Linked DNA regions of Homo sapiens: region 2 is linked to region 1. A link is an interaction called in ENCODE POLR2A ChIA-PET data of the cell type or tissue named here. Cell type or tissue: PC-9. All regions are shown on one strand. Each heading gives the region's core, and the rest is flanking DNA. Links, peaks and the distances in the headings are about the cores only.

Region 1 (11,318 bases), core at 509-5,508:
AACGTCCTTCCCAAAAGCCTCGTTCAGATGAAAGGACATCTGGGTCCAGGTTGAATAAGCTCTTCAACTTTTGAAGGAATCAGATAGGCCTTGGAGGGTGTGTTGGTTGGCAGGGAAGTTTGGGTGTAGCCATCCAAATTTAAAGTGCTGCTGTGTGCTCTTTAACCCCAAAGCTTCTCTTTTAAGACTGTGCTACATGCACAGATGCCTGCACACAGGAGGAGAGGAAGAGCTGAGTCTGGAGACCATCAGCTGGGCATTAGATCAATGGCGATGCCTACCCACAGGGTGGAGTTTTATCAATTAAAAAATGAGGCAGCTTTCTGTGTAATGATGTGGAACAACCCCCAAGATAAATGGTTAGGCACGAGATGGAAAGGTTTAGAAAGACTGAGAATTCCCCTGAAATGTTACCTACAGAGGGGCCTTTTCCAACCAGCTTCTTTTCCTTTGGGAGCCCAGGAAGGGGTTCCTGGAGTCCCAGGCAGCACACACAGCGTGTGTGCGCACATGCAAAGTCCTCTCATGGGCTTGTGATCCCCAAAGGATTGAAAGCCACTGTGTGAATCTGACCTGAACTGCCTGCCATTCCACTGATGGGGAAACTGAGGCTCAGACTTCCCCTGACCTGCCAAGCAAGTTGGTGCTAAGGTCCACCCATTCATCACATTTTCTGAGCAGCCAATGTGTCTGGCAGGGCTCGGCATTCGAGGCCCAAAAGTGAATGTGATACCACCCTTATCTTCCACGAGGATGGAGATCAGTGAGGGAGGTTGTCATGGCAACACATATATGCCCCTGAATGTGCCAGGACAGAGGGTCAGCATTGGCTTCAGAGGCGCAGTTGTTCTCAAGCTCAGCTTTGGAGGATGGGGAAAGGCATTCTGGTGGCAGGAACAGCCTGAGAGAAGATGCAGAGGTGTGGAATATTTGGCCAGCTCGGTGTGGACCACCGAATGTTGCGTTGTCTGGCTCCGAGGAGTGGCAGGCGGGACTCCCCAGGCACAGTCAGGGAGGCCAGGCTTCCACACTTGGACTTGATCTCACAGGCCAATTCTGGACACAAGGATGGTCACGTCTGCTCCTGCATTGTGTGTTCCTGGGCCCTTCCCTCCGAGCAGCAGGCAAGGGTGGCCTGAGCGTCAGCCGCTCACCAGCTCTCTCTCTTCCCCTCCTCAGTTTGTTGAAGTTGAAGGACAGATCACATCCTTGGTTGATCTTTACCCATCCTTCCTAAGGAAGGGTTATCGTCGGGAAATCTTCATCGCCTTCGTGTGTAGCATCAGCTACCTGCTGGGGCTGACGATGGTGACGGAGGTAGGTGGCTCTCTCAGCTGTGTTTCAGGCTTGGTGCTCCAGTGCCCTCCTCAAGGCCATAGTGGAGGCAGCAGCTGGGTGAGAGGGCCAGGTAGGGGCTTCATCTCCCAGCCCCACCCAATTCAGGGGTCCTGCTTGGACCAACACTGGGGGTAGCACGAGGGGGCTCAGGAGCCCACAGCTGACCCAAACTACCCAATTATTTTGCCTGTTGCTGTGGCAACACTGTGACCACCCGCTGCCCTCTGTCCTGGGAAGAGGATCTTCAGCTGAAATCCATTTCACAACATCTCTGTTCACCCCTGACTGTGTGCCCTTCTCAGGCCTGGGGGTGGGGTGGAGACATTCTCAAGGGTAAACGCAGGCCTCCCAGGAAATACCACAGCACCACGTAGAGGTGCACCACCTTGCAGGTCACCTGCCACAGGACCGAGTCCTGGTGGGTATGGGTTGATAGGGGGCACATACACTATTCAGAGGGTGAGCAGGGGCCAGGAGGAGGGGCGATTTCAGATGCAGACAAGGGAAGCAAAGAGCAGAAGGGAACGGGAACGTCTAAGACGTGTCTAGCAAGAGGCAAGCCAGATGAGATAAAGATTGTACTAAGAATGGAAGCCTAGCATCAAAGCCAGGGCACGCTCTCTCCTGCATGCCCCCCCCCACCACCTCCCCTGTTCCCCAGGAACGGGTCCCATTTAACAGTTCTCCGAAAACCCAATTCAGGGCTTCACTTCACCATTTTTCCTTACCAGAAGTAAAAGTGTTTTTCTGGAGGTATTTGTAAGAACCCCCACCCCAGAAGTCAGATTTTAGGGCCACTCACTGAGCAGCTGGGTGACCCTGGAGTCTTCTCTGTCAGCTGCACTTGGTGTGAAGCACCTCCTTGGGAAGCAGGCTCCCGTGGACCCATCATTTTGCTTTCATTTATCTGTATGTGTGTTTTTAATTACATTTGTCAAACATGAAGTTGAGCATCTTTTTGTATATTTATCTGGTCATCAGAGTCTTTGTCCATTTTTCTCTTGGGTTTTTTTAATCTTATTGATATGCCAGAGCTCTTTGTATATGAAAGAAATTGGAGACCAGGTAGGAAATCGACCTTCTGTGGTTTTTTTCTTCACAGGGTGGCATGTATGTGTTTCAGCTCTTTGACTACTATGCAGCTAGCGGTGTATGCCTTTTGTGGGTTGCATTCTTTGAATGTTTTGTTATTGCCTGGATATATGGTGAGTACAGATTTTTTCATGTCCTTTCTCAAGGCTCTCCTTTGGGCTTCTCTACTTAGAAGCTTCAGAAGCAGAGAATACTAACAGAAATTCAATTTGAGTTGAACAGTAGGCCCTCCCTACCTAGACTACACAAATAATCTCACTGTAGCCACACTGAAGATCCTCCTGGTGCTAAAGGTGTGAGGTGTGACTGGATGTTTTCACAGTTTCAGAACTTGGTTGTGCAGGACCTGGAATACTCCTTTTTTATCTCCTTGAGGCCTTGGGTTTGAGTTTGGGCTGTGCCTAAGATTGCACACCTAGGGTTTGGAGTGTGCCTCAGATTGCCAGAAAAATACAAGATGCAGAGTTATATTTGAATTTCATGTAAATGTCTGTTTTTGCCACACTTGTATATCCATGGTGTGGAGATGCAGAGGCCTGGATCAGGTCCCAGAGACCCCACTCATGGCCCCTGAGCTGCTGCTGGCCTTGAACGCTGTGTCAGAAAATGTCCCCCTCTGTCTCTTGCAGGAGGTGATAACCTTTATGATGGTATTGAGGACATGATTGGCTATCGGCCCGGGCCCTGGATGAAGTACAGCTGGGCTGTGATCACTCCAGTTCTCTGTGTTGTGAGTTCCATTTCTGTGGCTCTGGCTGGTGGCCTCTTCTCCCTGGGGCTTGACATTTTCACCCGCTAAACCATCTTTCATGCAGCATCTGTTCAGCGTGGGCTTATAATAAACCCAGCTTCAGCGCTGCCTGGGAGAGGGGAGGAAGGCTGCTCCAGGGAGTTAGCTTGAGTTGAGTTTTGAAGGATAAGTAGGAATTTGTCAGGAGTAGAAAACAAGAAGGGCATTTCTGGCAGAGGAGCCAGCCTGTGCGGGGCCAAGGCATCCTAAAAGAAGAGGGTGTATCTGGAGCATGTTGAGAAATCCAGGGGATCCAGAATTGAAAGCACATTCTTTCCCCAAACCTTCCAGAGCGCATGAGCTCTGTTTGGGTCACTGGGGAAGTAGAGGGGCCTTTGGGATATCTAGTAGAGAGGTCATAGACATTGGAAATGGGGTGTTTCCATGGAGAGGTGGGGGTAGTAGCTTAGAGAGGGGAAGTCCTGGGTTCTCCCAAGGATAGGGAAGCTTTGGACTCACCCAGGCCCAAGGGTATCAGTGTGCCACGTTGTTCTTCCCACGAGGATGCTCTCGCCCACCATGTTGGAGTTGGCCTTGGCACCTGCCCATGCAGTCTGCTTCATGGTCGCACTCCAGGGTGCCAGTGAGTGGAATTCCTCCATGGCAAAGCCGTCAGGGTTTGCAATCACTTGTGATCATTGGAGCTTATTGCCAGGGAGACCACATCCATCCTGCCATTCACGGCTCCACTATGGGGAGCACAAATGGCCCAATATTCCTTGGATTTAGGAGACAGGTGCTGAGGACAAATAGGCCCTCCCCTCCGTGACCTGCTATCAGGCCAGACTAAGTCAATGTTGCTGTTAACTCATGATATGACCTCAAGCAAGTCACTTCCCTCTGTGAGCCTCAGTTTCCCCACTTGTAAAACCAGGAGACTGTGAAGGAGGACCCCGGTGGCAGCTGACGACCTTAGACTGTTACTGTTATTTAATATGCATATGAAGCCTTTTCCTCTGAAGTGCAGACTTTCTCCCACAAAAATAAGTAATGGTAAGAGCCAGTAACCACAACAATTGGTGAGTTTATCTTTGGAGATGAGTTTAGTTGGCCCACCTGTGTTCTCATCCTGGTTTAATGTTTGCTTGTGGGCAGCTCTTCTCAGCACTCTGACCCTCAGTTTCCTTATCTCTCTCCCTGAGGAGCTGGATACGTCAGAGATAGGCTGCATTCCCAGGTGGTGAGATGAGGTCACCCTCATGGAGAGGAATGGGAAACAGGCAGGCACTGGCTCAAGCTCCTCCTGCTTGGGAGGGCCCAGGGCAGCATCTCTTGGGACTCACTCATCTGAGCCACAGCCCTACACGTAGGGACGGGAACAACAGCAGGGCCAGACGTGCAGTTGGTGCCCAGTAAAAGATGCCTGCAGGCTAGTGCTCTCCCTTGCCCATCACCGACTCTGCTTTAGAAAGATGCATCTTCCTGTCAAATCCCAGTTACTAGGTGTTGAAGAGTTAGGCCATTTTCACATTATGGAACAATCAGAGGCCACCCTGGGCCCTCCTCAGAGATGCTGTCATTCTGACTAGAAGCAGAAGCCCCGGGAGCCCCGAGCCAGCCTTAGGTGCTCTTCTCACAGGGAAAGGTGGGCTTTGCTCCCTTTAGAGGCACAGGGCTGACCCCACCCCACCATTCATGCATGCTGATGGCCACTAGCCATTAGCATGGACCCAGGGCTGGGCTGTGGACACCGAACAGGGCAAGGCTCAGGTGCCCAGGCCCCTGCTGCTGGTGGCTCAGAGATAGACATGGAGGGTGGCAGTGGGGGAAGAAAGGCTTTCATCTACGCTGCTAGCACTTATGGTGCACTTGTTGTATGTACCTGGAGCTGCACTGGGTGTTAAAGAACTAGGACAAGACACACACATTCCTACTCTCAGACTCACAGTCTGGCAGAACACGTGTGCCCAAGAGATGGTTACAACCACTCGCTTTCTGGAAGGAGAGGTATGGGTGGTGCCTGGGCAAGTAAGGCAGACCCAGTGGAGCCAAGTTAGGATGAGAAGATGTGGGGGAAAGAGGGCCAGGCAGAGGAAACAGCCCATGCCAAGACCCAGAGTTCAGTGACAGAGGAGCTAGAAGGAATTCTTCAGGGTGGCTGGAGTGTGGACACGGAGGGAGAGTTGAGGCAGATGAGGGAGGAAGGGGTACAGCTTCTGCTGACACTCCCGGCTGCACCGAGGAGTTTGGGCTGCATCTGCTGGCACTGGGAGCCACAGAAGGGTTTTGAGCAGGGAAACGACTTACTGTGTTTTTACCGGGGCGGGGGGGATCCTTATGGCAGCAGAGAGGGGTGTGAGTTCTGAGCCAGTCCTTTCCCAAGGAGAGAGACCCTTCCCTCAGGTTGAGGCCAGTCCTAGTCCCAGAAGCCCCCCACCCCCCGATGCCCAGGACCCCTCTCCTGACTGCCCCCATCTCTCCGCAGGGATGTTTCATCTTCTCGCTCGTCAAGTACGTACCCCTGACCTACAACAAAACATACGTGTACCCCAACTGGGCCATTGGGCTGGGCTGGAGCCTGGCCCTTTCCTCCATGCTCTGCGTTCCCTTGGTCATCGTCATCCGCCTCTGCCAGACTGAGGGGCCGTTCCTTGTGGTAAGTGCTTGGGCCCAGGGCCAGGGGAGGTGGGAGGCGCGAGGCCAAAGGTGATTGTTGTCAGTTTGCTGCGTGATCTCAGGCAAGTCACCTGCCCTCTCTGAGCCATAGTTCCCTCACCCATCCAGTGGTTCAGCTTATGGGCAGCAGAGTGCATTGTGGGAAGACGGGAAGCAAGTAGAGTTCACATGGGAGAAGGCTTTATGGAGACATTGGAAGCCGGGCTGTGGGGTGAGGAGGAACTTGCCAGATGGAGAATGTGAGAGGGAAGGTGTTCCTGGTGTTGGCAGAGTTGGGGTGGGCAGTGAGGCTGGAGAGGTGACTGTAGCTTTGGATGCCAAGCTAAGAGCTGGGGCTTTATCCTGGGACCAGTGGGGCCATGTTCCTGAAGCGGTGGGACAAAGCCAGGAGCCTAGGGAGGAAGCCTGAGCCCCACCCAGATGCCTTCTTTTATTGAGGAGCCAAATTTAGGATCATCCCAGCCCATGCTGGGGTCTTCTCCGGATCTGTGGCGGCAGCCAGACCTCTGCCTCTGTGCCTGCTGGGGCCTCCCCTGGCCCCACCTACCTTCAGCCTCCTCTCAGAAATTCCTCCAACAGCCCTGGAGATCCCAGGCCCTGGCAAAGGCCCTACTCTTTCCAAGAAATTCTTTTCTCAGAATCTCCCTTAACCTTTTGAGCTTGGGCTGGCTCCAAGAGTGCACTGTTTTGTTCTGGGCTGTTTTTATTGTTATTCTCTTTTAAAAATCTGGAGCCAGGATGTCCTGGGGCCCTGGCTCCCTGCTGGGCTGGGTCCTGTTTCCTCCTGGGCAGGGGAATGGCCTGGAGGTGGTGCTGGTGGCAGGGGAGGGAGGGGAGACTGAGGAAGCTGGCAGGGCAGGAGGAAATCCTTGAAACTGGGGGGGCCCCTGGGGTTATCCTGGAGCTTTTGACCCATTCTATTTTTTCAGAGGACAGAGGGCAGCACCCCAACCAGTCTTTAGCCAGAACGCTAAATGGCCCTATGAGCTGTTAACAGACTGAAATACTGGGCCTGGGGACAGGCAGGGAACAGTGACTGTCCCGAGCCCTCCAGGTGACCCCACAATACTCCAGGCCAACCCAACCAGAGTTTCCAGAATGTCCTTACTGTCCAGAAGCCAAAGGGTTCATTAGGGCACAGCAAGGGGTCTCTAAAGGTTCTGATTGGTCTAGGGGTCTCTGCTCTGATTGGTGAGTGCCCAAAGCAATTACATACCATTGGTTCAGGGGGACACCCAACAGGTCACTAACTTGGTGTCCTTCAAAGCCTCATTTTAAAATATTGGTCCAGCCCACATTTAGAAGTTTGGGTGGAGTGGGGTTGGCATGGGGGAAAGAGGTGGGGGAGTGGGTGAGGGCAGGCTTCACCCCACACTGGTACCCCGTCCTCCTGTGCCAGTCTGACTTCACCAAAGGCCCCTGTGAAGGCAGTTGAGCCACCATCTGTCTGTCTTTCTTTATGTGCCCCTCAGGGGCTCCCACCTGCACAAGTCATCAAGGTGTCCTCCCAGCCATGAGCTTCTCTCTGAGCCAGGTTCTGGCAAACCCAGATCTCTGTCCCAGGATGGTTCCAGCTCTGCCTGAGCCTCCTGTGTAGGCAGAGCCCCAAGTGGCTGCCTGGGGGTTTGACTCTCCTCCGCCCTCCCAGGCACAGCCCATTGTATGGATGTGGAGAGGCAAAGTGATGGAGGGAGAGCTGGCAGGTGGCTCAGGTGAGGGAAGTCATGGGGGTAGGGCTGGGAGCAAACTGGAGAAGGTGCTACAAGGAGGGGACCTGGGCCTGGAGTTGCCAGATCTTGCAGCTTTTCAAGAAAAGATGGAAAACTGGATTTAAAAACAAAAAAAATAGAGACAGGGTCTTGCTCCTTTGCCCAGGCTGGAGTGCAGTGGCTCAATCACAGCCTCAAATTCCTGGGCTCAAGCAATCTTCTTTCCTCAGCCTCCCGAGTAACTTGGACTACAGGCACGTACCACCATGCCTGGCTAATTTTTAATTTTTTTTTTTAAGAGTTAGGGTCTCACTGTGTTGCCCAGACTGCCTTTAAATCCTGACCTTGAGCGATCCTCCTGCTTCCCAAAGTGCTGGGATTACCGAAAACTGGGTTTTTAAATGAAATACTGTAGCTTTTAATAAGCAGCTTTTAAAAATTTGTAACATACCTAAGTTGAATATAAATGCCTAGAAAGAGGGCTTGTTGTTTTGTTTGTTTGTCTTTCAACTGCTGGCCTATTCAAGTCTCTGAGTTGACAGTTGGCAAGAGGTGGACTGGGGAGTGGGAGTCTGGTTGAGTCCCAGTTCTGACATGGATTTTCTGGGTATCCTTGGAGAGGGACACTCAACCAACTGTGAGGACAAAACTCACCCTGCTCAGGAGTGATCTAGAATTCCCATGCAGCTCCTATCTCTTGGAAGGGCAGCTCAAATGCGAGCAAGGTTCTCCAAGCCCTTAAGATGTAAACCCTGCTGGGAGGACTGGATGCCTTCAGGAAACTAGGGAAGACCTGTCTCTGCAAGAAGGCAGGAAGTGTAGCTTATGGGAGGCTGAGGAGTTTGGAGTTTCTCCTTGGGGAAGGTGGGAGCCATGGAGGCTGAAGACAGTTGTCCAACTCAGGGCATACAAATGAGAGGAACTCAACTGCTGCTTTGCAAGGCAGAGAAATCAGAGGGAGAGAATCACAGGGAGGCATATTTTAGTTCCATAGAAGAAAAAAAGCACATGAAGGTTGAGTCCCCCATCCCTGTAGGAACGTAAGCAGGGGTTTGGCCAAGGAAGGAAACCACCAACAGGAATTCCGCCTTGAGTCAGGGCCTAGTGGCACCTTAGGAGCGCCTTAGTTCAATTCCATTATTTCCAAAAAGGACAAAAACAGGAGATCAGAGAGGGTGTGAGTTTACCAAAAACCAAACAGCACATGAGCCAATTCAGGAGGAGGCAGATGGCCCTGGCGAAGGGGAGACCAGGCCGCCTGACGTTTCCCCCCTCACTCCTGTCATCCTTCTCCAGAGAGTCAAGTACCTGCTGACCCCAAGGGAACCCAACCGCTGGGCTGTGGAGCGCGAGGGAGCCACACCTTACAACTCTCGCACCGTCATGAACGGCGCTCTCGTGAAACCGACCCACATCATTGTGGAGACCATGATGTGAGCTCTCTCGGGTCGACGGGGCCGGCGGCTTTCCTGCTGTTTACTAACATTAGATTCTCATAGGACCAGGTTTACAGAGCTTTATATTTGCACTAGGATTTTTTTTTTTTTGTAATTGTCACAGAAAATGTAATTGTGGGTATGTGTGCGTGCGTGTGTGTGTGTGTGTGTATCGTGTGTGTGTGTTTTGTTTTGATTTGGGGGATATTTTGTACAAAAAGAAAACCCACGGGAAGATGTCCGTGGAGAGGCAGAGCTTTCATACTGAATTAGATGTATTTTATGGGAATTTGGTAAATTTTTCTTTGTATTTTTTTTTTTACATATAAGTATATATACACTTAGAGATTGTCATATACTTTTACCACTTGAATTGATCTTCTTGCCAGCAATAGATCTCATTTTCAAAAGCAATTCTTCGGTGCTGTGTAGCTGGCAGAAAGTTCTGTCCAGTAAACGCAGGATGGAATTTTCCTGGGACTCTACACCCATCTTAAGGTGGTATACCTTCCAAATCCTGGTTCAGATGGAAGAAATAGCAGGAGAGAGGACCCATTAGCTGGCAGACCCAGGGGGAAGAAAGGAGGGCTGTGAGGAGATACCTCATTAAACTTGGCTTAGTGAAGAAGAGAGATGCCAAAGGAATGAACCAACCCTTCACATAAAGGAGACTGGCTGAAGCTGAATGAGGAGGCCCTATAGCAGAAGTCTGATTCTAAGAGCAGTAGAAACTTGTACCAGAAGCAAAATCCCACTTTTAATTTTGAGATGGTGAGTGGATAGTCAGTAGACCGTCAGAACCACTGGCCAGAGAGGGAGCTGCTAGAGATCCAAGAAGGCTGGCAGGAGTGAGGCTCACAACTCAGCCTCGCAAGAGGTGGCAGAGGCACAGGAGGCCACAGTCCTTCCTGGGGCATTCCAGGCAGAGAAGGAGCAGAGGCTCTCCCGGCAGGAGCTGGGGTCTCAGGGCTCAGATGAGTCTGTTGCATTTGAATGGGGTCATAGCAGGTTCTGGTCATTCCCCAAGCAACATCTCAGCATCTCTTAAAGTTGCCTGCAGGAATGAAGCATGACATACCTGTTGAGGGACTAGGGGAGTGGTGGGGAGGTGAGTGGACCAAAGGATATAGGCCCCAGGCATGCAGATGGGCCCGGTGTCGGGGAGGGGTGCTTTCTTTCCTCATCTCCCCACTCCCCACTCTCAGCCTGGGAGACTCCTGCCAAGCCCTCATTAAAGATGCCACCCTGGGCTGCCCTGGCACCTAGCAAGGCACACCAAGAACAGCTTTTGAGTCTGTATCCTCCACTGGGGGAAGTGCTCCCAGTTCAGAACAAGGGCAGCCCGTGGTGCTGACCTAGGATATAACAAAGCTCTTCACTTCAAAACCCCTGCAATAGCTGGGTTTACAGACATTTACCACCTGCGGACCCAAAAGAGAAGGCCTAGGAGAGTTTTCTAGAAGGTTGGGATTGTCAGGGTCCTGGCCCCTCAGAACTGGCTTGATCAAGGGCCTTATGTGGAGCAGAGGTTGTCTCTGAACCAGGAGAGAAGGTACTATACCTTTCAAATCCCCAGGGCAGACACACCCCCACCCAGCCCCTATTTGGACCTAAACTGTGCCATTTGAACAGTCACTTCCAAGCTCAGTCTAAATGAAACCGAAACGTGACCACGCACAAAGGCAGTCACTGCCTCGAGGGGTGCAGACCGCAGAATTTTCACAGCAGGGGCTCTTGGAACCCTGGAAACCCCCTTCTTAAATTTGGGAGGAGGAGTATGCCTTTGGTGTCCCCCTCCCAAGGGGCAATTCTGAACCCCATCTTTGGCAGGCATACATATTTCACTGTTTCCAAAGCTATCTACTCTGCCAAACAACACCCAGTCCTATTCCAAACTCTCAACGATTCTATCTTGTTCCTGTTTTTCTATGTATTTATGGTTGCCGTTTGTGTCTGATTTGATTTTACTGTTTTTTCCCTGATTTTATGGAGTAGCATTGTGACCTGTTTTCCTTTGTCTTATATAACTTTAGTAAACTAACCACTGTCAATGATTGAGGGCAGGTGGCACGTGGGGAAGAGGGGACTTGGCACGCAGTGGCTACCTGGGCATTTGTGGTCATTTCAGTTTCCATCTCCCCAGCGGGGGCTCCCTGGGTGAAAGGCCACAGTATTTTGGGTTGGTAGGCAAATTGCAACATTCTGGACATGGCCTGAGGAAGGCCTCTTCTTATAAGATTCTCAGACCAAATTCTAGACCAAAGACACAGGCAGACCAAGTCCCCAGGCCCCGCCTGGAAGGAAGTCGTTCCTCAACTCTCCCCAAGGCACCTGTCT
Region 2 (16,489 bases), core at 6,054-11,053, 260 kb before region 1:
AGAGCACAGGGGCTGAACATGACCACCCTCCCTCTTCTCCAGCTGTAGATGACTCCTTATAAAGAAGATTTGGGGTAGATGGAAGATGGGAAGGCGGGAAGGGCGGGTGGTCAGCGACAAAAAGGCCATCACACGTCAGCCCGCTGGAGTGGTTGCTTGACTACAGCGATGGTGGCCCCTCACTGAATGGGACAGGATACTGCAATGGTGAAACTCTGGGTTTAAATCCTGGCCCCACAGAACAACTTCATGACCTTAGACAAAAAACGTAATCTCTCAGGGCCCCAGCTTCCCACTGTGAAAATGGGATAATAATGGCACCTACATTTTCCTGGCACTGCTCTCTCAGAGGAGCTTATGCCATGATTTCTTCATAGGGAACATGGGGTAATAAATACAAAGTTCCTGACATAGAAGGAGGTTTTCTAAAAGACACTGAGAGGCTCACCTGGTGGCTTCCTGTCATAAACCTGAAGTGGCGGTGGGGGTGGCTGGAGCAGGTAGCCCAGGAGGTCCTTTAGGCTGGCATGCAGCAGGAAGAGCAGAGAAGGGGGTAATAATTTGGGTAAAGATAAGGGGGAGATGCTCAGTCCACAATGATGAAGGGCATTTTTTTATTTTCTTGAGACAGGGTCTGGCTCTGTCACCCAGGCTGGAATGCAACAACATAATGATGGCGCACTGCAACCTTGACCTCCTGAGCTTGAGCAATCCTCCAGTTTCAGCATCCCAAGCAGCTGGGCCTACAGATGTGTGCCACCACACCTGGCTAATTGTGTGTGTGTGTGTGTGTGTGTGTGTGTGTGTGTGTACTTTTTGTAGAGACAGGCCTCACTATGTTGCCCAAGCTGGTCTCAAACCCCTGGCCTCAAAAACAATCATCCCTCCTCAGCATCCCAAAGTGCTGGGATAACAGGTGTGAGCCACTGCACTGGGCCAAGGGCATAATTTTTAATGAAAATTAAGGCAAAGAACAGTTATGGGAGACAAATAGATGACAGTATCAAGGACTTTTTCATTAGCAATTAACAACAACAAAATAAAACCTCAAACTGACTTAAGAAAAAAAAAAAGAGCAGCGGGAGCTGACTGTAGACATGGCTGCATTCAGGAGCGCAGGCTATGCCACCAAGAATCGGTCTTGCTCCGTCCCTTGGCTTTGCTCACCCTGCTATTGACTCCGTTCTCAGTCAGATGCTCCCCTCGTTCCCCTCGTGGTGACAGGATGGCGCAGCAGCCCCTAGTGGACATTCTGCAGCTCAGTCACCCACCTCATTCCCGAAACGCCAACCAAAGCCCCAGGATTCATTATGGTTGGCCCAGCCCAGGTCATGTGCCCCTTCCAATTACTGGCACTGATTGGCCGGTTCTGGTGATGAAGCAGACAGGGGGCTGGGACCCTGGTCTCCTGCCTTCTTTGAGTTTCCTGACTTGTCCGTTCGTCTTCAACTGGCCCACTGTTCCCCGGGCTCTTAAAACCACACCTCATTTAGGCCTCTGGCAAGAAATGGCTACATCCTCTACAGCGGTCTTTTGCATTGACTTGGACTCTTCTGTTGGCTTAAAGGCAGATTCAGGACATGCCAGTTCAGATAGAGGGAGACAGACTCGTGTGTGATCCTGGGATGGCAGAGGATTTTTCATCTGATGTGCCAGTTATGGTTAATAGTGGCTGCCCGAGGGCTGTTTTGCAGAGGATGGTAAAGCTAAGTCCAGACTCGGAGGGAAAAGAAGCTGTGATTGATTAATAATGTCTGCCAGGAGCCCCGGAGCAGTCAGTGGTGGCCGACTTGCCGTGTATCGGCCAAACTTCATTGCAGAAAGAGCACGGATCACGGAAAGCAGCAGCCCTGTTCACAGACACCTCCACCTCTCAGCCCTGCGATCACACGCTAGTTACTTAGCTTTACAGGAAACAATTCTCCCATTTGCACAATGAGGACGTGTATCCCAAAGAGTTGCTGAAAGAATCAATAGAGACAATGTATGTAAACTGATCACGATCCTGCACGGAAAACAGAGGCTTTGGCTTTTAACAGAGGTGGAAAGTCATGTTGTTTTTCCAGGGGCCCCACCCCAAAAGTGCTTGTATGGCCTAGGACATCTCAGGAAATTTTTTTTTTCTTTTTTTTCACTTTCTTTCTTTCTTCCTTCCTTCCTTTCTTTCTTTCTTTTTCTTTTCTTTTCTTTTCTTTTTTTTTTTTTTTTTTTTGAGATGGACTCTCGCTCTGTTGCCCAGGCTGGAGTGCAGTGGCTCGATCTCGGCTCACTGCAAGCTCTGCCTCCCCGGTTCACACCATTCTCCTGCCTCAGCCTCGCGAGTAGCTGGGACTACAGGGGCCTGCCGCCACCCCCGGCTAATTTTTTGAATTTTTTTTTAGTAGAGACGGGGTTTCACCGTGTTAGCCGGGATGAGTCTCGATCTCCTGACCTCGCGATCCCCCCGCCTCGGCCTCCCAAAGTGCTGGGATTACGAGCGTGAGCCACAGTGTGCGGCCGGGAAAATTTTCTTGAGTTCGAACTTCTTTTTTTGAAATATGCGCTGTTGACACCTGGCCTTATCCCTTCAGGCCTTCACAGTTCAGGCCGTTTGGCCCCGCTTCTCCTCGTTGACTTTCCCACCAACAGTGCATTGACCAGCACCACCGTCTGAGAACTCACAAAGGATCTGATTTACCTTCCTAGGATTCCGTATCACCTCTTCTTACACCAAGGGACCCAGTGCATGGCAAAAGCTGTATGAAAGTGGGCACATGGCCACAGAACAGACAGGTTTTTCCAAGGAAGGCATCAGCAGAAGCTGCTTGCTGGCTCTTTGCTAGAAGCACAGCTAAGGAGCCTGCCTAGGGGAGATACCTGGCACGGTTGGCATGCTATACTGTTTTTCATTGAGGTAAAATTCGTATAACATAAAATTCACCATTTTAGCCATTTTAAAATACACAATTCAGTGACTTTTAGTGCATTCACAGGATAGTGCAACCATCACCACTATCTAATTCCAGAACATTTTCATTCATTCAAAAGACACTTTAGACTCATCCAGCAGTCATTCCCATTTTCCCCTCTCCTCAGCCCCAGAAAACAGCTAATTTGCTTTCTGTCTGTATAGATTCACCTGTTCTGGACACTTCATATAAATGAGATCACACAAGTCATGGCCTTTTGTGTCTGTCTTCCTTCCCTTAGCAAAACGTCTTTATCCAAGTTGAAGTATGAATCAGTACTTCATTCCTTCTTATGTCTGAATAATGTCCTATTGTGTGGATATACAATATTATGTTTATTCATTTGGCTGTTGTGAATAGTGCTGCTATGAAATTCTTGTAGAACTTTTTCTTTGAACACCTGTCTTCAGTTATTTGGGGTATGTACTTAGGAGCAGAATGGCTGGCTCATATAGTAATTCTGTTTAGCTTTTTGAAGAATAGCCAAACTCTTTTTCCCAGCAGCAGCACCATTTCACATTCCTCCCTCCAGTTTCTCAACATCTTTGCTAACATTTGTTATTTTTTGTTTTTAAAATCATAGCCATTCTAGGAGCTGGGCAGTGATATCTCACACACCCTCCCTCCCTCCCTCCCTCCTTCCTTCCTTCCTTTTCCTTCCTTCCTTTTCCTTCCTTCCTTCCTTTCTTCCTTCCTTCCTTCCTTTCCTTCCTCCTTCCCTCCCTCCCTCCCTCCCTCCCTTCTTTCCTTCCTCTCTCCCTCTCTTTCTTTCCTTTTTTTTTTTTGACAAGGTCTCACTCTGTCACCCAGACTGGAGAGCAGTGGCACAATCACAGCTCACTGCAGCCTCAAACTCCTGGGCTCAAGTGGTCCTCCTGCCCTGGCACCTATAGCTGGAACTATAGGTGCACATCACCATGCACAGCTAATTTTTGCATTTTTTTTGTAGAGACAGGGTTTTGCCATGTTACCCAGGTTGATCTTGAGCCCAGGGATTAAGCAATTGGCCCACCTTGGCCTCCCAAAATGTTGGGATTACAGGCATGAGCCATCGTGCCCAGCCTTGTGGTAGTTTTGATTGGTGTTTCTCCAATGATTAATGAAGATAACCATCTTTCGTGTGCTTATTGGCCATTTCTATATCTTCCTGAAATGTCTATTTGAGTACTTAGCTCTTTTTTTTTTTTTTTTTTTTTGAGATGGAGTCTCACACTGTCGCCCAGATTGGAGTGCAATGGCGTGATCTCAGCTCACTGCAATCTCCACTTCCCAGGTTCAAGTGATTCTCCTGCCTCGGCCTCCTGAGTAGCTGGGATTACAGGCACATGCCACCACACCCAGCTAATTTTTTGTATTTTTAGTAGAGACGGGGTTTCACCCTGTTGGCCAGGATGGTCTCGATCTCCTGACCTCGTGATCCGCCCGCCTTGGCCTCCCGAAGTGCTGGGATTACAGGCATGAGCCACCGCACCTGGCCAGGGTATAATTTTTTTAACATGCTGCTAGAATCAGTTTGCTAGTATTCTGTTGAAGATCTTTACATCTATATTCATAGAATATGAGCCTCTACTTTTTTTTTCTTGTTATGTCTGTGTGTGACTTTGGTATCAGAGTAATTTTGGCCTCATAAAATGAGTTAAATAGTGTTTCTGCCTCTTCTATTTTTTGAAAGAGTTGAGAAACATTCATGTTAATTCTTCTTTAAACATTTGGTAGAATTCACCAATGAAGCTATTTGGTCCTGAGATTTTCTTTGTTAAAAGTTCTTTGATTACTAATTTCATCTCTTTACTTGTTATAGGTCTATTCAGCATTTCTATTTCTTCTTGAGTTAATTTTGGTAGTCTGTATGTTTCTAGGAATTTGTCCATTTTATCTGGGTTTTCTAATTTGTTGGTGTACAATTATTCGTATTATTTGCTTATACTCTTTTATTTCTGTAAGGTCGTTGGTAATGTCTCCACTTTTATTTCTGCTTTTTGAGTAATGTGAATCTTCTCTGTTTTTGCTTAGGTAATCTAGCTAAAGTTTTGTCAATTTTAAAACACCTTTTCAAGGAACCAACTTTTAATTTCATTGATTCTCTTTATTGTTTCTACTCCATTTCATGTATCTCTGCTCTTATCTTCATTATTTCCCTCCTTCTGCTTGCTTTGATTTAGTTTGCTCTTCTTTTTCTGCTTCCTTAAGGTATAAAGTTAGATTATTTGAGATCTTTCTTCTTTAATGTAGGCATTTACAGCTATATATATATCCATCTGCACACTGCTCTCACTGCATCCCATAATTTTTTATTGTGTTTTTATTTTCATTTATCTCAGAGTATTTTTTAATTTCCCTTGTGATTTTTTTATTGAACCATTGGTCATTTAAGAGTGTGTTTTTAAATTTCCACATACTTGTGAAATTTCCAGTTTTTCTTCTGTTATTCATTTCTAATTTCATCCCATTGAGATTGGAGAATATACATTTTATGATTTCAATCTTAAAATTTATTAAAACTTGTTTTGTGACCTAACATATGTTCTACCTGGAGAATGTTTCATGTGCACTTGAGAAGAATATGTACTTTGTTGTCCTTGGGTGTTTTGTATATGTGGTAGGTCTTGTTGGTTTATAACTATAACTATAATTATAGTGTTATAGTTATAACACTATAAACTTGTTCAAGTCTCCTATTTCTTTGTTTATCTTTCATCTAGTTTTTCTATCCGTCATTGAAAGTGAGGTGTTGAAATATCTAGAATATGTAGAGCTGTCTATTTCTTCCTTCAATTCTGTCAGTTTTTGCTTTATATATTTTGGGTCTCTTTTTTGGGGTGGATATATGTTTGTAATTTGTATATATCCTTGATGGATTGACCCTTTTATCATTATATAGTGTCCTTCTTTGTCTCTTGTGACAATTTATGCCTTAAAGTCTATTTTGTCTGATATCAGTGTAGCCACTTCAACTCTCTTTCAGTTACTATTTGCATGTGTTGCCTTTTTCTGTTCTCTCACTTTCATTCAATTCATGTCCTTGGAGACAGTGTAGAGTTTGATCATGGTTTGTTTGTTTAATCCATTCTGAAAAATCTGTCATTTAATTGTAGAGTTTAAACCATTTACATTTAATGTAATTGCTGATGGAGAGGGCCTTACTCCTGCCATTTTGCTATTTTTTCTATATCTCATATTTTTTGTCCCTCAATTTCATTTCATTGCTGCCTTCTTTTATGTTAGATAAATATTTTCCATATGCCATTTTGATTTCCTTCTCGTTTATTTTACTATATACTTTTTAGTTATTTTCTTAGTGGTTGCCTGGGGATTACAATTAATTTATAACAATTAGATAAGTTCAAATTAGTACCAACTAATTTCAATAGTATAACAAACATTACTTCTGTATTCTGTTCTCCCATCTGCTTATGTTGTTACTGTCATCAGTTACATCTTTATGCATCATGTGCCCATCAATGTATATTTATTATTATTTGTTTATGTAGTTATTTTTGAAATCATATAGAAAAAAAGAGGAGTTACAAACCACAAATGCCTTTATACTGACTTTTCTATTTATTTACATGATTACCTATACTGGTGTTCTTCATTTCTCCATGTAGATTCAAGTTTCTTTTTAGTGTCCTTTCATTTCAGTCTGAACGACCTCCTTTACACTTCTTGCAGGGCAGGTCTACTAGCAATGAACTCTCTCAGTTTTTCTTTATCTGGAAATGTCTTCATTTCTCTTTCATTTTTGAAGAATATTTTTCCTGGATATAAAAGTATTGGTTAACCATTTTATTCTTTCAATATTTTGAGTAAGTCATCCCACTGTCTTCTGGCCTCCTTCGTTTCTGATAAAAAACCAGCTGTATTTCTTATTAAGGATGCCTTGTATGTGATGAATCACCTCTCTTCTGCTGCTTTCAGGATTCTGTCTTTGGTTTTCAACAGTTTGATTATGAAGTGTTTCACTGAGACTTGAGGTCCTTGGATGTGTATATTCATGTCTTTGATCAAATTTGGCAAATTTTGGCCTTTATTACTTCAACTATTATTTCTCTCTCTCTCTCTCTCTCTCTCCTCTCTCCTCTCCTTTTCTTTCCTCTCCTCTCCTTCTGAAACTCCTAGGTACTCTTGAAAGTGTACCTCAGGTATCTTAGGCTTCATTCGTTTTTCTTTATTTTTTTCCTTTCTGCTCCTCATACTGAGTAATCTCAATTGACCTTTCTTCAAGATTGCTGATTCTTTCTTCTACTTGTTCAAATATGCTGTTGAATCTCTCTGAAAAAAAATTATTTTAATTATTGTAGTTTTCAACTTTAGATTTTCTCCTTGGTTCCCCTTACAATTTCTATCACATCATTGGTAATCTCTATTTTTTTGAAATATAATTCTCATTATTTCCTTTAGTTTTTTGTACATAGTTTCCTTTAGCTCTTTGGGTATATTTTAAATAGTTGGTTTATATTCTGTTTAGTAAGTTCAATGTCTTGTCTTCCTCAAGAACTGTTTCTATTATTTCTTTATTTCCTGTGTATGGGCTACACTTTCTCGTTTCATTGCATGACTCATAATTTTTTGTTGAAAGCTGAACATTTTGAATATTATGATATGGCACATCTGGAAATCATCTTCCTCCCACCAGGGTTTATTGCAGCTGCTTTTTGTGATTGTTGTTGTTTGATTGCTTAGTTCTCTTTCCTTAATTAATTTTGAAAAGACTTTATTTGTTGTTGTATATAGCCACTGAAGTCTTTGTTTTGTTAGCCTAGTGGTCAGCTGGTGATTTAAATACAGACATGTATTCTTTGCCTGGAACAAAAAAAGAAAATAAAATCTCTCGGTGTCAGCAAATGGACTCTATGTGCATGCTGGAGTATACCTTCAACACCTGGAGAAGCACTTTACCACTCTGCCTTAGTCTTCACTTCCTCCTTGTGGAGAGCCTTGAGGTCAGCCAGAAGTGAAAACTTCTCAGGTCTTTCCTGAGCATGCACCCATTTCTGGGCATGCAAGCAGGCTTCTAGATTCCCACAAATATGTGAGAGCTTTTCAAAGCCTTTATTTCCCAATGTGTTTTAATCCCCGCTCCTTTTTCCCAACCTTTTGGTTTGTCTTTAGTTTGTCCCAACCGTTATCTATTGCCCCAAGTGGCAGCAGCTGTTACATTTGCCTTTTAAAATTTTCAACAAATTCCCCTTGAGTAGCTGCCTTAGCCCTTGGAGATCTCAGCAATGAGTCAATTCTTCAGGGAGCCACAAGACAGGTCAAAACAAACAACCAAAGTTATTTGGAAATTAGGTCGATTCTGTCCCTTATGTACTAGGAGCCTATACAAGGAATATGGGTTGTTGGTTGTTATCTTCAAGGCCACTGCTGAGCCAGGGTAATTTAAATACCATGAAGCTCTATTATCAAGATTCTGGTGGTTTTTTGTTTTTTTCTTGATTAAATATTGTCTTGGTTGCTGTCAACTTTTAGTTAGTTTCCCAATTTCCAATAAAGTTGATTCTGACTGCTTTTGCCAGTTTATTTTCTCCTTTTGTGGAGGGATGGGCTTTTGTAGTTCCCTATTCTGCCATTTTCACTTTTGGGGTGCTGACTTTTGAGAAGCAACGTGCACTTCAAAACAGCAGGCATTATGTGGAGCTGGAGCCCCATCAGATAGACTACATGGGAAACAAGCAGTGGAAATAAAAGTGGCCCCATCACCATTGTACACAGTGACTCATCTCAAGAATACCTTTAACTTTAGGCTCCACTGGACCAGTAATGCTGGTCCCTCAGCATGTCTGGGGTTGATGGGGAGAAGATACTTATCCCAGGGATGCCTAAAGCTGTAGCTGCTCCTTGTCATTTTAGGTTTCTCATGCCAACAGAGCAGTAGGCAAAGAAAGGAGTTCTTACACTTGTAGGAATATCAGATTCTGCCTATCATGAGGAAATAGCACTGCTGCTAGATAGTGGGGTCAGAGAAGAGGATGCCCCAAAGCTCAGGGGATTCAGTGGGGCTCATTTTGGTGTTTCACAGCCCAATGACAACACTTATGGGCAATTGCAGCAATGATAGTCTGCCCAGTGCACAGTGACCAGGGCTTCAAACCTCTAGGGATGATGACCCAGTTACCTCAGCAGACCAGCAAGCTCATATGCAGGAGTGGTGGTCAAGTATGAGGGCTATGCAGAATGAGTAGTGACACACAGGGACAATGAACACCAATGATGACCTTAGAATTCATGGTAATTGATGGGGTCTGTAGCTTGTTTCACAAACCCTCTTTCTTAACTTCTTTGTAGAAATTGTGACAGGCAAAATCCTGAAAGAAGCAGTATCAGGAGGGAGTGGACTTAATATGGGAAAGCAGTATCCCCCAGGTCTCAGCATTCCTACACAAGCTGGCCTGACTTCTATATCCCAACACATGCATCTCTTTGCCGAGGGCTTCCTCTGGCTGCTGGAGCCTGCTGTAACCACAGGCATGGCAGCCTAGAAGTGCCTAGAGTACTAATGCCATATCCCCAACTGCAGCCCTCGACCAGCCCAACCTCAGATAAGATGTCATGGAGGACGTCAGGATATCATTGTGTCCTCCACTGGCTCCACGTACTCACGGGGGTAGGTTGTATGTTAACAATTCCTTTCTTGCCTCCTTGCATTCTGTCTCGGTTCACACTCCCCTACAGTACTGATTGGCATGAAATAAACTACTTGCACTCAAATCCGTGACTGAAGGTCTGCTTCTTGGGGAGCCCAGGATAAGATGCCCCACGTCTCTCCTCCTTCCTTCGAGGAAGCCTAGTGTCTTGCTTCTGACTGTTTTCCTTCTTTTTCAAGCACAGAAAAATGGGCCATTTCGACAGACATAACAGTTTGCTCACTGAATTGCTGCCCATTGTACTTGGAATGAGTAATAACAACAAAAGCCTCCCTAACACAGTCTACCAGAACCTGCAGTATCTGAGCCCAGCCTGCCTCCAGTCCTGTCCTCAATCACTGCTCATAGTTTTATTGCAGGGAGCCGAAGGCCCATGGGAAATGACCAACTCGGCATTCCACTGGAGGCTATATGATCAAACAGCAAACTGTTTATCATGAATGCAGGATGTGGGCAAACTCACGACTGCTCCTGCCGACAGAAGGTTTGCTGGAGGCAATCACTCCCTGGTACTGAGGTTATCTATGGTGACATCTAGAGCCTCTTGTTCGAGGAATGCAGTCTTGCAAGCCTACTCTGGACTGAGCAGCTGACCCCTTCTTCCACCCCTCTTCTCACTATCTCTTTTGCCTAATAAATATGGAGGGCTGTGTAAAGCTCAGGGTCCTTGTCCACTAGAGGCAAGGTGCCCCCTGACCCCTTCTTCCAAATATACTCTTTTGTCTCTTGTCTTTTATTCCCAGGTTCGCCCCCTTGGTTCAGTCCCCCTAGGTCCATGCAGGCTACAAGTGGCACTTGAACAGGCAACAGTCCGAACACAGGGACTATGAGGACATGAACGAAGAAGGTCTGCCGGAGCAGAGGAACTGAAATTGAAAGGTGAACAGGGATGCCGGGCCGGGTCTGCCAGCAGCGGATATAAGGTCAGTGCCCTAAGGAGGTACTGGGAGTAGTGCTTTAAGGAAGTGCTGGGAACCGGAAGTTTTCTGAATCAGGCTAACAAGGGGAAGAATTTGTCTGTTGAAGACAAACATTATGTGCAGCTGCTTAAAGTTCTGTTGAGACAGTCTGGAGCTCAGGTTAATTCGCAGGCACTAACTAACCTCCTGCAGAAGCCACAAAATGTTACTATGCATAACCCATGGTTTCCCCAGGCAGGCACTCTTGATGTGGAAAATTGGGACAGAGCACGAGAAGGATTAAAACGGGCTCATCAAAAAGGTCTTAAAGTTGATTCTTCTGTTTTCTTCACTTGGAGTTCAGTTCATACTGTACTTCTGACATTATCTTCTTCTTATTCTGCAGGAGAGCAGGCTGAATCTAAATCTGAAAGAATATGTTGTCCCACCCACAGCTCCAATTGAAAATAAAAAACAGGAGAGGGAGGATAAGAATTGACCTATACTCCCTCCTCCAATTGCAGAAACATCTGTACCGCCTCCTTTGGTAGCAGAAATAGAAACCCCAATACAAAGAATTTTATGCTCTGCTGCCATAGCTGGAGAGCCCTTAGGACCTCTATGCGTAATGCAAACACAGGTTGTAAATGTGCGCTGGCACCTGTGAGATGTACAAAAAACATGGGAAATTTTCTCAGAACTTGTCAAGATGTAGGAACTGAGCTTCATTGCTCTTCAATGTTAGCTGAAGCAATGGCTAATTTAGTAGTTGACAAATCTAAAAGGAGCCAAGGGTCAAACCCTAAAATGGGAAAATAATTGTGGAAAAACTGGACATTTAAAAAAGGAATGCCACCAGATCTCAGGACAGAAAGGATCTTACAATGCAGTTCCCCCCACCCTGCCCCACAGCGGAAAAAATGCCAGGACTTTGTCCTTGCTGTAACAAAGGAAATCACTGGGCTAATCAGTGCTGCTCAAAATTTCATCAGATTGGCACAGCCCTGTCGGGAAATGAGATGGGGGCCTGGACCCCAGCCCCACAAACAATGAGGGCATTCCCAGCCCAAACCTCAACCCTGTTTCAGGGATGGGTTCCCGGAGGTACATTGATTCCCTCCCCCCAGGAACACCAGGAAGTGCAGGATTAGATCTCGCAGTCAGAGAACAGGTAACGTTAGTTGGTGGAGACAAACCTATCAAAGTTCCCACTGGTATTTGGGGACTTTTACCAACAGGATACACAGGACTAATTTTAGGCAAAAGCCGGCTTAACTTGCAGGTCATTACTATAGTCCCAGGAGTTGCTGACTCTGATTATGAAAGAGAAATTCAAGTAGTTTTAATGTCACAAGATCTTTGGGTTTTTGAACCTGAAGAATATAATGCTCAATTATTGCTTGTTCCCTGCAAATTACACCCCTCTCCATGAAAGGAGAAATGAGGAAATAAAAGGTTTGGGAGCACAACTACATGGGAAATCTATCTATCCCAACCCATAGCCTCTAATAGACCCACATGTGTAGTACAAATTAAAGGAAAGAAATCTTATGGGCTTATGGATACGGGAACTGATGTGTCAGTAATATCTAAAGACAATTGCCCCCATCCTGGCCCTTGCAATTAACTTCTACATCCTTAGTGGGAGTAGGAACAGCTCAACGTGTTCAACAGAGTGCTGAGATTTTACCTCGTCTCAGTCCAGATGGACAGTCATGTACTTTTCAACTTTATGTTGCAAATATAGCCATCAATTTATGGGGTCGAGACTTACTTACAGCATGGGATGGGAGACTTACAAATGAAAACTTTGATAACTCAGAATTTAAAATGTAGAAGAACATGGGATATCAGAGTGGAAAAGGTTTGGGGAGGTTTCTACAATGAAATCCTAACCCGGTATCAGTAACTGGAAAAACAGATAGAAAAGGGCTAAGGTGTCAGGATTTCTGACAGGGGTCATTGATATTTCTCCTCCGCCCACTGCCTTACCATTAGAATGGCTCTTTCCACCTAATCAAACAGTCAAAACCTTGCAAATTTCTCTTTCTTTAATTACACAAATTGCATCTACGGGCAAGCATAGGTCAAAAATGCTTATGGGATATGATCCTGACAAAATTATTGTTCCTTTAGACTCCCAGCAACAAGCCGCAACTTGGGAAATGGTGACTGCCTGGCAAACTCTTTTGCAGATTTCGTGGGTGCTATAGATAACCACTACCCCTTAGACAAAATTTTACAATTTTATAAAATCCACTCTTTCATTCTTCTTGTGATTACTCATCACACGCCTATTCCAGGTGGACAGACTTATTTTACTGATGGCTCTTCCAAAGGTCATGCCACTATCTATGGACCTAAACACACTCAAACAATAATGACCCCTGGTGCTTTAGCTCAATGCTCAGAGCTAATTGTAGTCATTCAGGTTTTACAGCTTACAGCTTCAGATCCTGTCAACATTGTCTGTGATTCAGCTTATGTTGTAAATGTAGCCCATTGCATAAAAGCTTCTACAGTTAAAAGTACACTAGACCCAGAACTGCTTAATTTGTTTCACTTATTCTCATATGCTGCATGCTACATGCCAAACAGGTGAGACAGCTGTTCATGTACAGCTACACTGTCATCATTTGCTCATATGGGGCTACCTAAACAAAAACTGACAAGGGACCCACTTAATCTAGTCATGCTTTTCAAAATTTCTTACAGCTTTGGGCTATAACCCAAAAAACAGGAATTCCTTATAATCCTAGAGGACAAGGCATTATAGAACAGGCACATCAAATATTACAACGCATGCTGAAAAAACAAAAAAGGGGTATAGGAGGCCAACTACCACCTTAATCAAAACTACATTTAGCCTTATTTACTTTAAATTTTTTGACTGCTGGTATGGATGGTAAGACTCCAGCAGAAAGACATTGGCAAATGTTAGAGGAAAAGAGGAAAGTTTATCCAAAAGTGTTATGGAAAACGCCGGAAAAAGGAAAATGGAAAGGTCCAGTGGATTTACTGATGAGGGGAAGAAGGCATGCTTGTGTTTTTACAGGAGATGGACAAACCGTGTGGGTGCCCTCAAGGTGCGTGCGACTATGGAATGGGAGACTGGAGGAACACAGGGTGGCCAACCATGGGCCCAGTCCCTCTGATACAAGCCATGAGTCAGCTAAGCCTGAGTGCAAAGATGGAGAGAAGGCCAACCGGAGTCACGACACAGTTCTAATGTTACATTTGTAAAGAGTATCACCACTCAATTTACAGTTTGTGTTTTTAATCCTTATGTCTTTTTGGCAGCTAAGAAGGACCAGCTCTAGGTAAACAATACCCAATTGACCTATAAATCTTGCCAGTTATATCACTGCATTAATCATAGCACATTGCAAACATGTAATATCTCTACTTTGTTGATTTTAGGTCTCATCCCTGGGCTATGGATTCCCGTTAATCTGTCTGAGCCTTGGGCTGCCACACCTGCTTTGCATTTTGTAAAAACTTCTTCTAACTCAGCTAACTCATTGTGTCCATAGAGCCTTAGGCACGATAATTTTTGCTATTGTTTCCTTGATCACACCAATAACTTCTGTTGTGATATCTTCTGTAGCTTTGCATAGTTCTATTCAAACAGCTTAGTACATGGAGAACTGGACATGCACAGCCAGCCAAGCGTGGCTACTTCAGAATAAAATTAACACTGAGTTACAAACTGAAGTGGTAATGTTGAAATCCATGGTTCTATGGTTAGGGGAACAAGAACAAAGCTTGCAATTGCAGCAACAATTGTGTTGTCATTTTACTCACACTCATATTTGTGTAACCAACTTAGAATATAACCAAAGTAAGTATCCGTGGGACCTTGTGGAAGCCCATTTTCAGGGAGCTTTCACATCCAACATCACCTTTGATATTGGTGAATTACAAAACAAAATTCTTGATTTAAACAGGCAAACTCAAGAATTTGAGCCTTCTTTAGAAGACTGGACCGGATTCCAGCAAGGCCTGGAGAGCCTCAACCCTTGGAACTATCTAACACACCACAGTTACATCTTTTATGTGGTTCTTGGAATAATGTTGTTTTGTCTCTGTCTTCTGTTTATAGTCTGTAAAATCAGATGGACTGCCAATTGGAGAATGAGAGCTGCCCAGCCTGGCCTTATGTTCTTTCAATTAATTCATAAACAGAAAGGGGGATATGCAGGGAGCCGAAGGCCCGTAGGATTCGGCATTCCACTGGAGGCTATGTGATCAAACAGCAAACTGTTTATCATGAATGCAGAATGTGGGCAAACTCACAACTGCTCCTGCCGACAGAAGGTTTGCTGGAGGCAATCACTCCCTGGCACTGAGGTTATCTACTGCGACATCTAGAGCCTGTTGTTCGAGGAATGCAGTCTTGCAAGCCTACTCTGGACTGAGCAGCTGACCCCTTCTTCCACCCCCCTTCTCACTATCTCTTTTGCCTAATAAATATGGAGGGCTGTGTAAAGCTCAGGGCCCTTGTCTACTAGAAGCAAAGTGCCCCCTGACTCCTTCTTCCAAATACACTCTTTTGTCTCTTGTCTTTTATTCCCGCATTCACTCCCTTTGTTCGGTCCCCCTAGGTCTGTGTGGGTTACACAGTGGCACCCCGAATAGTGACAGAATCAGGTGTTCCACATTTTATGAACACCCTTCCCATCATTTGTCATTTGGTGAATTATTACTCATCCTTCAGATTTTAGCTTTCAAGCCATTTCCTTGGAGAGACTTCCCCCAAGCCCCCTCATATTGACCATTTCCCTCTATGATTCTCCTTCAAAGGACACTCTGCTTTTCCATTTTATGCTTATAGTAAGTTGCCTTCCTATATTTACTGGTGTGTTTATCTGATTAATATCTTTCTCCCAACTAAACTGCACAGAAATGTTGAGATGGGCCCTGAAGTTCTCCAAGGTAGATAGATGGTGGCAGTGAAGTTGTGATAAGGAGGGAGGGCAAGAGGGGACGTGGCCAGAAGCCCACAGGTCCCTGGCTGATGGAAACATGAGGTGTGAAGAGGGACAGCATTTTCAGAAACTTTGAGTGCCGTTTTCCCTCTTGACCCCACAACCCCCTCCACCTAGGTCCTCATTTCCTTGCTCCTCTTGATAATAAAAGTTTTCAAAAGAATCATTCATGCCCCTTGTCTCCTATTGCTCTCATCACAGTCACAAAATCAGGCTTTTGTACCCACTACACAACCAAAATATTTTGTCAAGGCCAGCTATGCGCCTCCAAGTGGCTGAATCCCAGGGACTACAGTCACTCCTCATTCTCTCTTGGCCCATCAGCGGCAGTAGACACAGCTGTGGGCCCCACCTTCCTGAAGCCTTCTCTTCCCCTTGCAGACCGCTCCTCTGCTTCTCCTCCCTCGCCAGCCACTCCTTCCCAGTCCCCTTTGCTGGTGTCTCCTGACTGCCTTGACCACTGAATGCTGGGGGCTCCCAGGTTCAGGCCTGGGTCTCCGCTTCTCTGACCACAATCACTCCCTTGGTGATGTTCATTCTGAGGCACACAGGTTTTAAATGCCTCCTGTAAGTCAACAGCTCCCAAATCAGTATTACTAGCTTAACCTCCTTCCTGGACGACTGACTCTATACTCAGCTGCCTGCCTGCAACCTCCCCTTAGAGATTGTAGATATGTCAAACTACACATGGCCCAAAGCAAGCTCCTGGCTCTCTTCTCACCCCACCCTGATCCTCCTGCTTTTTTCCCCATCCCAGTAAATGACAACTCTGTCTGTCCATGAGCTCAGGCCAAAACCTCTGTGTTGCCTTGACTCCTCCCCACGTCCAATTCATCACCATCGTCAGAGGTGGTCCTCCTGTGTCTGCCTTTGCCTTCTTGCCGCTCTTTCTCAACCGTGCAGCCTCAGCAACCTTTGGAAAGGAGAGTCAGGTCATGTCACTTCTTGGCTAAAAAGATTTCAGTGACTTGCATCTACTCAGAACAAATCCAAAGTCCCAACAGCAG

The links. ChIA-PET counts read pairs that join two places held together with the same protein. Peaks named below come from ENCODE experiments on the same cell type or tissue, not always from the same donor. Only the 100,000 strongest peaks of a DNase experiment are listed, where the experiment ranks them.
Region 2: POLR2A ChIA-PET joins it to region 1 with 7 read pairs; 3 of 35 experiments call an interaction of 5 or more read pairs at or near these places.

The regions. Positions count from the first base shown.
Region 1 is chr3:14,476,026-14,487,343 of GRCh38, forward strand. SLC6A6 (solute carrier family 6 member 6) reads left to right here. Exons shown (of 15, transcript NM_003043.6): 11 at 1,180-1,317; 12 at 2,441-2,543; 13 at 3,060-3,160; 14 at 5,646-5,816; 15 at 8,842-11,318. The coding sequence ends at 8,982. Among named protein-coding and RNA genes, the nearest start is that of GRIP2, 59 kb to the right of the region's middle. In PC-9, for the core only: no CTCF peak of the experiment used is centred there; no DNase peak of the experiment used is centred there.
Region 2 is chr3:14,215,109-14,231,597 of GRCh38, forward strand. LOC105376958 (a long non-coding RNA gene) reads left to right here and starts at 9,602. Exons shown (of 2, transcript XR_940606.3): 1 at 9,602-10,518; 2 at 14,597-15,041. RefSeq lists silencers at 1,276-1,325, 1,356-1,435. In PC-9, for the core only: no CTCF peak of the experiment used is centred there; DNase peaks (open chromatin) are centred at 8,203, 8,683, 10,023 and 10,573; H3K4me3 peaks cover 1,508 bases; H3K27ac peaks cover 3,670 bases.